2 separate regions of the Mus musculus genome follow, and region 2 is linked to region 1. A link is a contact called in ENCODE Hi-C data. All regions are on one chromosome and are shown on one strand. Each heading gives the region's core, a stretch centred on a gene start or an enhancer-like site at or near the end of the contact. The rest is flanking DNA. Distances are from core to core; before and after follow the strand shown.

Region 1 (5,216 bases), core at 350-2,849:
TGGACCCCCCCCACTCTTGACAGCTCTTGCCCCCTGTAACACACTGGGGTGTCTGGTAAACCCGAAAAAGGCCAGGGGTCTCCCGTTAAGCAAGCTATTCTTTGGGGATCCCAGACACAGTTTGAGGCTAAGCAAACTCGTCTTTGGAGCTGCTGTTTGGGGAGCACAGAGGAACCTGGAAATCTCCTTCCAATTTCTAGTGACAGCTACAGGGTGGACGCTGGATGGCTTCAGCAAGCCCCAAAGCAGCTTTGTGGGAAGGAGACAAGCAAGCAAGCAAGCCCCACAAAATCAAAACGAACAAACCAACACAGCCAGCTTTCAAGGCCGTGAGGGTGCAGATACTGGTTGTGCACTGGAGGGGAAATGCTGGTCTTTTTCTTCTCTTCACTGGTCTGTTCTTCATGGCTGGTTTTTTGGTTGTTTCTGGTGAGCACGCAATGCTTAGAAGATATTTTAAAATGTTATCAAGCAGAGCAGATTTTTTTTTTTAAGATAGAGGACAGCATAATTTGCCTTGCCCTTTCTTTCCAAAAAAAAAAAAAAAAAAAAAAAACCACACCCTTTGAAAATTCAGATAGTGAATATATACAGAAAGTTAAAAATGATTGTAATTCTTTGTCAACAGTTTTCACTCTAACTTTCCAATGACTACTTGAGTGTTTTGTTTTGTTTTTTGAAATTGGGTTTCTCTGTTGTAGCCTTGGCTGTCCTAGAGCTCAGTCTGTAGACCAGGCTGGTCTGGAACTCAGATATCTCCCTGCCTCTGCCTCCTGAGTGCTGGGATTAATGGTGTGTACCACCTCAGCCCAGAGTGATGTGTCTGCCTGCCTTTCTCTCTCTCTCTCTCTCTCTCTCTCTCTCTCTCTCTCTCTCTCTCTCTCTCTCTCTCTCCCTCTGTCCCTCCCTCCCTCCCTCCCTCCCTCCCTCTTTCTTTCTTTCTTTCTTTCTTTCTTTCTTTCTTTCTTTCTTTCTTTCTTTTTTTCTTTCTTTCTTTCTTTTTGGCTTTAGCTTGGCTTTTTCTTCTAGTGATGGGGGGCTTGAACCGAACTCTGTACACAAGCAGGTCTGTTGGCACAGACACATGTCTGAAATCCCAGAACTGGAGAGGTGGAGGCAGGAAGAGGATCACAAGTTCAAGGCTCCTTCAAACTACAAGATAAGTTTGAAACTAGCCTGAGTTAGGTAAGAAAAAACAAAAGAAACAAAAACCCATCACCCCCCCCCCCCCAAACCACCAAAACATCGAGGCCTCAATGCAGAATTCTGCATCTGACCCCAAGATGGGACACAGGCAAAACCGAGGCGCACTGAAGTGTTGTTTAACATCGTCTTCAGGTGCTAAGCATGGTGTGTGTGTGTGTGTGTGTGTGTGTGTGTGTTTTGGGGCTGAGGGTGGGATCTGTTTTTGTTCACTGTTGGTGTGTTGCAGGCTCCCAGTGGGCGTTTAAGGAAGGAGAACAAACCAGTTCATTTGAGACCTGTAAAATGCCCCCTACCCTTCTGCGGAAACGCTTCGATTCTAACTTGACGGATGACTGACTGACTAAGGAGCTGATTGGAGCAGGGAGCTGTGGGCTCTACTTAACCAGTTCCAGGTCTTTCTCCCGCTGCTTACGCTGCGGTGCTGTGATTTCCACCTTAATATTGAGTCGCTGCGCCCCCTTCTGGTAATTTTGGGATATGACAAGGACAAAATTCTTGTGGGCTGGGGGTTGGGGGGAGGGTGGGAGTGTGTGTGTGTGTGGGGGCTCTTTTGCTAAAGGCTGAGGAGCAAGCACATTCACTGTGAGGAACTCACTCACCCTGTTGAGGACCTCTGACTTCAGGAGAGGAATTGCTGGAACAGAAGGATCCTGGGGCTGGACGCTACCCTCAGCTACGGAGCCTTTTTTTTCCAGCAGGCTCTGCTGTTTTGCGCTGCGTACTCCCTTTTAAGGTTGGAAAATTTTCAAGTCAGGAATGCGTTATGACTTCCTCGTTTCTGTAGTTGTCCCCTTCACACCCCCCCCCCCCCAATTAAAAAGTCATGGTAAGCCACACAAATAGTATTCACCATCTTATTTCTATTGTTGATGGACACTCCGGGTTGCTTCTTTTTTTTTTTTCCCCCTTTGTGAATGTTGTTGATATTTAACCCGGGTGCAGATAGATACGTTGCCAGGTGATCTGCCTCAGATCGTTTGAGTATATGTTCAGAAGTAGAATCTCTAAGCTGGGCAGTGGTGGTGCATGCCTTTAATCCCAGCACTCGGGAGGCAGAGGCAGGCGGATTTCTGAGTTCCAGGCCAGCCTGGTCTACAAAGTAAATTCCAGGACAGCCAGCCAGGGCTACACAGAGAAACCCTGTCTCGAAAAACAAAACAAAAAAGTAAAAAGTAGAATTTCTGCATCACATATTGTTTTTATGTTTTTCTGAGGAATGGCCACACAGCTTTCCAGAGCTGCTGCAGGGTCCCCTCTTTAGGGCCTCAGTAAACTTGTCAAGAACATTTTGATGGGTTAAGGTGGCCTTGGTGCCTAGTGGTGACCTTGAGCTCTTTTTCATGAGCTTTCATTGGAGACTTCTCCATTCAGTTCTTTGCACTTTTTTTCATTGTTTATTAGTGTTTTGGGGGTGTTTTTCCTTTCTTTTGTTTTGCTTTTGTGGGGCTGAACATTAAAACTCAGAGTCTTGCACAAGCTCGGCAAGTGTAATTGTTGAATTACACCCCTAGCCTTCTTTGCTTCTCTCCACCCCCTAATTTTTGAACTGGATTTATGGGTTTTGGCTCTCTCTCTCTCTCTCTCTCTCTCTCTCTCTCTCTCTCTCTCTCTCTCCCCGCCCCCTCCTTTCCCTGGGTTTTGAGACAAGGTTTCTCTGTGTAGCCTAGGCTATCATGGAACTCACTCTGTAGAGCAGGCTGCCCTTGGATTCAGAGATTCTCTTGCTTCTGCCTCCCAAGTGCTGGAATCGAGTGTGTGTGTCGGGCTGCGCATCTGCTTTGTCTCTGGGGTGCTGGAGCGCTGCGGGCTCTGTTCAGGGGAGGCTTCACCGGATGAGAAAGAGACAGCTGGGTCAGGGTTGTGGTTCCTGGCGTCCTGTGTCTCCTCTGGGGACAGAGGAGAGTTGGAAATGAGGGTCTGAGGGTTTGCGCTTTCCCTGCCCGATGGGCAGGAAGGGGATGGCTGAGCCTGGAGCCTGGGATTAGGGCTGAATTCTGGTTGGTTCTGAGTGATTGCGGAGAGTACAGAAGGGCTAGGAGAGAGAAGGCCTTCTCTGGGAGATTTAGGTGTAGCTATTTGTGATGAAGGCCTTCCTCCCCTGCCCCCAGTGGCGGTCCCTGGTGAAGGAGACAGTCTTTGCTTGCCCAGACTGTCTTATTTGATGGTGAGTGTGAATGCATGCATCTTACTTGGGGTGAACCAGGGATGAAAGATGTTTGCAGGAAGGGATGGCCAGGAAGGGAAGCTCATTGGCTAAACACTCAGGGTTGAGCTAGACACCTCACTAGCATGGAGAACCCCAGGTTTGCATGCTAGGGTGTTATGGTCCTCTCAGTAGGGTGTCGTGGTTATGTGTTCCAGATCAGGTTCCAGATCTGGCAGGTTCCAGATCTGGCAGGGAGGGAGCTGCCCTCACGCCTACTGTTCTTAATTCTGAGATGTCCCAGGTTTAGGCTGTCTTAACCTTACCGGTTCTTCTGTCTGGTGACATGGTCCACTTGTTCCACGGGTATGCACCACCACCACCTGGCTGGTTCTTTATTTTTAATTAGTTCTTTATATATTTTGGATATTAATCCTTTGACAGATACATATGTGATTTTCAAATATTTTCTCTCATTCTGTTTGTTATTATCTTATTTTGTTGACAATTTTCCCCTTCTTTAATGATGGGGCTCAAACCCAGGACCTTGCATGTACCTGGCAAACATTCTACCAGTGAGCAACACACGCATCCTAAGAATGTCTTTTTGCTTTTTGTTTTGTTTTTTAAAAAATATTTACTTAATCATTTAATGTATGTGAGTACACTGTCGCTGTCTTCAGACACACCAGAAGAGGGCATTGGATCCCATTACAGATGGTTGTGAGCCACCATGTGGTTGCTGGGAATTGAACTCAGGACCACTGGAAGAGCAGTCAGTGCTCTTAACCACTGAGCCATCTCTCCAGACCCTGTCTTTTTGTTTTTAAGACAGAAACAAAGTTGGACCTTCCTCTAACACTATATCCTAGGTTAATTCTATGTAGGTCTCTCTTTGTAGCCTTGACTGGCCTGGAACTCACTATGTAGACCAGGCTGGCCTTGAACTCACAAAGCTGCTTCCTGGGTGCTGGGGACTAAAGGCGTGTACCACCGTGCGGGGCCCAATGCCAACTTTTGCCTTATGTTTGCTTCTAATATAGTTTTAGGTCTCAAGCTTAAGTCTTTGTTCTTTTGTGATTTTTTTTTAAAAAAACTTTTGGTACTGGGACTTGAATCCAGGGCCTCCCAATGATAAACACGTTTCCACTGTGTTGCATTCAGAACTCCATTTTGAACTAACTCTAGAATAGTGTTAGAGAAAGGGCCAGCCTTGTCTTTTTGCCTGTGGATATCCCGTCTTGCTAGAGTCAATTGTTAGAAAGACTTTCACTTTTAAAAGATAGAATTTTTTTAAAAAAGCATATTAACTCCTTACGGAATTCTGAGAGCACAGGGTTGAGTTATTGACCCAATTTCTATATTTTCGGCATAGCAGAACCTAGAGGATTCTCTCCCCAGTGAGGGCAACGTAAGACTGTTCTTTCACTCTTGTTAAAAAGCATTTGACCGTTGAATTTATAGTCTATGTCTGCATTGCTATAAAGAGGAAAATGTTAATACTACACATGAAATAGGTTTTTTCTTAAAATTCATTATTATCATTACTACTGTTGTTATTAGTGTATGGGTATGCATGCCTGTGGGGACATTTGTGGAGTAGGTTCTCTTCTCCCCTCTATACATGCATCCAGACATGGAAAGCAGGCCACAGGGCTTGTTTAACAAATGTACCTACTGAGCCATCTTGCCAGCCCTATGCTAAAGATTTTTCTTTTTGTTCTTTTGAGACAGGGTTTCCCAGTATAGCCCTGGCTGTTCTGGAACTCACTTTGTAGACCAGGCTGGCCTCAAACTCAGAAATCCACCTGCATCTGCCTCCCAAGTGCTGGGATTAAAGGCGTATGCCACCACCACCACCGCCTGG
Region 2 (5,422 bases), core at 2,716-5,215, 320 kb after region 1:
TTTGGGCATTCAAGGCGATGTGCTGGCTTATAACTGAGAATCTTTAGTTCTTTACTGTTTGTATTCTGAAATCACATTCTAGAGTTGGCAGGCAGTAGATAGCAAGGGGGAGGAGTCCGTAAGAGAGTGTTTACTGGGAGACCGGGAAAGCCCAAGGCAGGAATGCTGTTATCTAGCCCAGTGTGAAGAGCAAAGGCCACCGTGGACGTGGGCTTTCACTGTGCTGTGTATAGAGACACAATGATTTAGAATACTTTCCCCAATAACACTGGGAAAAGGTGCCTGTAATAAAATATTCTTCGTGAAAAATGTTTTAAGTGGGACCTTAGTGTCATGTGACATGAGATTTTTGGTATATTTAAGTTGGAAGATAAAGGTAAACAAGAAAGAAATGTAAGTACATTTATATATCACATATGAATATGTATTATATACTAATACTATATTGCCTGAGTTTAATAGTTTAATTCCCAGCAACTCGCCATGTCCATCTTGTTTAGTTTTTCAGTTGTAAAACTTCAGTCTTGTTGGAGCCAGATCCTTATACATCTATTCCACTTGTTTTTTTTTTTTTTTTTTTTTTTCTCGTTTTTTTTGAGACAGGGCTTCTCTGTGTAGCCCTGGCTGTCCTGGAACTCACTCTGTAGACCAGGCTGGCCTCGAACTCAGAAATTCACCTGCCTCTGCCTCCCAAGTGCTGGGATTAAAGGCATGCGCCACCACACCCAGCTTCTATTCCACTTGTTAATCACGTGGAGTTGTTGGCTCAATCACATTGAGTATAGGATATTAGAGGCAGCACTAAATGGGACTAGGTGCATTAAGTCCTGTAATAGGACTCACCTGTTTGTACCCTAGTATTTTTGGGCCTGTAGGTACTTGGAATTAAGGGCAGGTCAGAATCAAGCGGAGGCTGACAGGAAGGAGGCTACATTGGTCAGGGCATCCTTTCTCTGGAGCCCTGATCATTATCTGCCCCGTGGCACTCAGTGTGACTTAGAGACTTGGAGATAAACATGTTGTCAGAGCCCGGCAAGGACAGGACATACATTAGTTCTGGTTGCAGTTGCCCATTCTATACATCAGTGAGATGCTGTTTAGGTAAAGAGAGAACTTAAGGACAGGGCCAATGACCTTGGGTTTCCAGCACTTAGACAGTAGGGCTGCATCTTTCCTAAACTATTTCTGATGGTGATTTTGAGGTGGTGGCTTTGGAGGAGGCAGACATTGTGTGTGTCAAATGCAGAGTGACCAAGTCAGCTCTGAGTTGTCTGAATGGGGGTTAGTAATGGCTGAGGCAGATCTGGTGCCAAGAGGCTTGAGAGGTTGAGAATGAGAAAGGCTACAGCTGTGGCCCTTGCCATGGATGGGACCCAAGCATTCCTAGGGACAAAAGCACTGTTTTTCCAGCTGGCATTGCCTCTGGCTTGGCCCTGCACACCCTTCTCTGGGCCTTGTGTAGCACTGGCTTTGTAGTAATGTCTGTTCAAGGCACTTTTGGCAATTAGAAGACAAATGCCCAAGCTGGCAATATATACCAGGGACCTCACAGAATTTCAGGCCATGCTTAATCCCAAACCCACTTAACTAAGTGTAAGGCAGGAGACCTCCTATAAACTTCATGCCATCCTTCCCCAAAGAAGCCATGTCCAAACTGGTCCCCTCCAGAAGTTCCTGCAGTGGTTTTCTCTGAATACGCATAGCCACAGAGTGCAGATAAACAGTTAGGTAGTCTTTTTTTGTTTTTGTTGTTTTTTGTTTTTTCGAGACAGGGTTTCTCTGTGTAGCCCTGGCTGTCTTGGAACTCACTTTGTAGACCAGGCTGGCCTTGAACTCAGAAATCCGCCTGCCTCTGCCTCCCAAGTGCTGGGATTAAAGGCATGTGCCACCACACCCGAAGGTAGGGAGCCTTAAATTGCTTTAATGGCATCATGACAAATCTTCATCCTGGGGGTTGCCTCCCAGTGGGCTAGTTGGAGATTCTGAAGGAGGTGCTGATCTGGAACCAGGGACAGTTTAGATGGTGACATGGAGAGGTGGGTTTGGGGCTAGGGAATAGAAGGCTGGCTTTGTTCCCTCTGAATGGTGACGGTGATGGTGTCTGGGGGACACACTCAGGCTGGGCTGCTTCTTTCCTCATGCCTATGGGGACACCGGGCAGCCTCCTGAGCTTGGACTTACCACTGATTGGTCGCGGACAGGTAGCTGCTTCAGTCAGCCTGGAGGAGGTCTGTATGTTTCAATTATAGGGCTGTTTTCTTTGCCTTCTAGAAAGTCCAGGAGGAGGAAGAGGAGGAGGAGGGGAGCAATACCAGCAAGGTACCCGTCGTGTCGGAGGCTCATCTCTGAGAGAGGTGGCAGATACTCAGGAACACAAACACTCACCTCTTGGTTCCAGTTAGCTGTTACTGCCAGTACTGAGATTCTCATGGGGAAACTTTTCGAAGCAGCTGGAAGATGTGTGCCTCGCACGGCAGTGCCTGAGCCTACTGGACCCTACCCGAGAACCTGCATGGTTTACTCGGGGAAAACCTCACCTCTCTTCAGATGCAGACTGGATTCTGGTCCCCACTCCCTTTTAGGTCTTGGGCTAGTGCTGGGAGAGGCCGTGGAGGTGTTGAAGTCCGTCCTTGCTTGGTCTCTTGCCTTCTCTCATCCCTTTCTTCTCTCGTGGAGAATGCTTGCAAAATTATCCTAAGAAAGCTTATTCAGGATATTAACTTTTTCTAATGTCTTAAGAGCACTTCTTACTGCAAATGGGCGAACTGCTCTGCCTGAGGGTCACGAGAGGAAGCACCCCAACAGGCCTCCATCATCCCAAGGCAGCTCAATCCGGACTCTTGGCTTTGCCCCCCCCCCCCCCAAACTGCAGTGTTTCTTCAGATCGTCTTTCCTAGAGTCAAGGAGACTAAACACCAATAAACCAGATAAAACCTTTGTGGCCACAAAGGAGAAAGCGATTAGAGAAGGCTCTCTGCCTAGGTGCGACAGTGCAGGGAGGGGGCTGCCGGGAGTGTGTGTGGGGCTGAGTTGGGATGGGAAGGTGTTTTCCTACAAAGGTGGTGCTCGCCCATGGCCTTCTGTGTCCCAAAGCACTCAGAATATCTTCATTGGATATTGCACTGTGAAATGCAGCCATCAGGGGCTCGTGGCTCTAACCTTTATTAAAAGTTAGTCTCACTCACTCTACTCTGACACATAAGGCTATCTCCTCAGGAGGAGAGAGGTAGAAGGTGGCTCTTAAAATAGACATGTCTGCTCCAGTTAAACATGAGGCCATGCATGTTGAGGACTATTTGAACAACCAAACCCCCTCCCTGTCCCTGCTGGCGAGAATCTTTGTCAGTTATTTTACATTTAAAAGGATTATTTTTAAACCAATCTCAGTTGACCTTTTTACCCACCCAGTCTGCTGGTTATACTCATGGGCTTTCATAGTGTCTTCCCCAAAGAGAAACTGGCAGCTAATTGTTCCTATGCCTTGAGCAACTCTGGTCATGGACTGTTGGGTTGTCTGGCCTTAGCATACCAGATTACCCCGTTTGCCTGCAGTACTGGGGTATCGGGCCAGATATGTGTGTGTTTGTGCAGTGGATGGGAGGGAAGCAGCCGCCTGGTGGAGGGAGTGTTAGGGATGGAAGAGATGCCTTACTTTCTGTCAAGAGAAAGGTGTTTTTTCTTTAATTGTTCAAAGTGGACGTGTTTACTCAATTCATTTCTTTATTAATTCATTTCTTTATTTAAAAAAAACAACATAATTTGTATTTCCTGTGTGCAATACCAGATATTTTAAGGCAATAAAGATTTTCAAAGTGGTCTGCCTCATCATTTAGTGAGGCAGTGGCAGTTTTGGGAGGTCCCTACCAGGTTATCTCCCTTTCCTGAGAAGACTGTCTGGGAGATGACTGCAGGTAATGGCAGAGCAGCTGTGTCCTTTGTTGACAAGGGTGTAACATCCTGTGGGAATTTTAAAGAGACTTTAAAGGTTCCTGACCGCCTACATAGAAGCTCTAACTCAGTGGCCACCCTGTGACCCTGACTTCCCCCTTCCTGTGTACAGGCTGGAATGGGCTCCTCCCTAAGGGAAGGCCCAGTGTTGTCTTTGGCTCTGCCTCAAAGGGCACTGAAGTGTTTTGTTTGACCACCCACACCAGCTTGCCCTGGCCGGTGTCTGCAGCTTGGTTCTGGCAGTGGCAGCTTGGTACTCCCTCCTGGTCTTCCCCACTCTGATCGACTTAATGTCTGTAAGCCAGGTTCACAGCTGTCACTTTTTCTGCATCTTTCTTACCTTGAGATGTGCCCCATGCCTGTGACATTTTGGCACTCTATTTCTTAGCAATTTTTATCTGGAGAGACCACGACTCTACTAGTCAGTTAGAGGGGAGGTACTGAGCCCTGTTCCTAAGGAGTCTGCTATTCATAGTATGTGCTCAGTGCACCTTATCCCTTCTGGGCTCGCATGTCAAGGCATTTGTAAGCTGTGTGCTCAGGGAGCCATCATCTTACACACTCGCTCAGCCCTGTCAAAGGTGGTCTCCAGAGGAACCCACTTCTTAAAACAGCGAGAGGATAAAGGTAACTCTTCCCATTGGGCTGCCTTTCTGGTGCTGTGGGGATCTGAGGTCTGGAACTACATTCTCTTTTGGTACTTACAAGTGAAGCCAGCCTGAATCACAAGCCAGAGTTGGGCAAAGCTGGAAGGACTGCACTGAATGAGAGCCGGAGACCCGACCGAAGCACCACCAAACCCCGGGAAGCCCACTTTTTTTTTTTTTTTTTGCTACAACAGCCACGGCATTTTTACTGTCTAAAGTCATTTAAGGTAAAATTCCCCCTTAAAGCGCTGATGCTCTCTATGTACTTAACTAAGACATCAGCCATCTCCTTACCTTTGTGAGCTACTTCCTCCTCTGACCTCCAGCCTTTCACAGGTACAGCCTTCTCCCTCTTGTAGCTTCACGGTGCTCAGTCCTTCAACAGCTGCTGCTCTTTTTGCTCAAAATGCCTCAATGGCATTTAATGCTTCAAACAACCTTCTGGACATTGAATCTCAAGACACCCACCTTCTGGGCATTTAAGTCTCAGCTGAGGACCCCCCCCCCCCCCAAGCTCAGGAAGATCTTTCTGATCTATTTAATTATCATCTACCTAGCTCTACCTCTTGATTCAAACACCTAACTTTCTTATGGAATTCTGTTTGAGATTCACGTGGAGGCATTAGCCTTGCCCTCACACCCTGGCTTTTTGAGACTGGCCCCAAACTCACAGAGATCCACCTGCCTCTGCCTCCCAAGTTGCTGGGATTAAAGATCTGCACCACCATGCCTGGTCTGACCTTGCTTTACACGCTCGTGCAGCTGTCTGACTTAGGCTGCTTTGGTCTACTTGCTATAGCTGTTCTCAAGAATCTGATTTTTGGGGA

Evidence for each region. A loop is a pair of places that touch in the nucleus more often than their neighbours do.
Region 2: a map of v-Abl transformed pro-B cells shows a loop between it and region 1 (4-fold over the local background). The contact joins two enhancer-like sites. A Hi-C loop is called at or near these places in 7 of 37 maps with a recorded cell type or tissue (CH12F3, left cerebral cortex, regulatory T cell and 1 more).

Annotation. Positions count from the first base shown.
Region 1 is chr12:85,490,657-85,495,872 of GRCm38, forward strand. No RefSeq gene overlaps it. Among named protein-coding and RNA genes, the nearest start is that of Fos, 19 kb to the left of the region's middle. Within about 2 kb of position 1,600, at least 1 of the 3 ENCODE cell types and tissues checked has a DNase peak (open chromatin) inside an H3K27ac peak, as active enhancers do.
Region 2 is chr12:85,809,771-85,815,192 of GRCm38, forward strand. Flvcr2 (feline leukemia virus subgroup C cellular receptor 2) reads left to right here. Exons shown (of 10, transcript NM_145447.2): 10 at 2,272-3,815. The coding sequence ends at 2,349. Among named protein-coding and RNA genes, the nearest start is that of Erg28, 12 kb to the right of the region's middle. Within about 2 kb of position 3,966, at least 1 of the 3 ENCODE cell types and tissues checked has a DNase peak (open chromatin) inside an H3K27ac peak, as active enhancers do.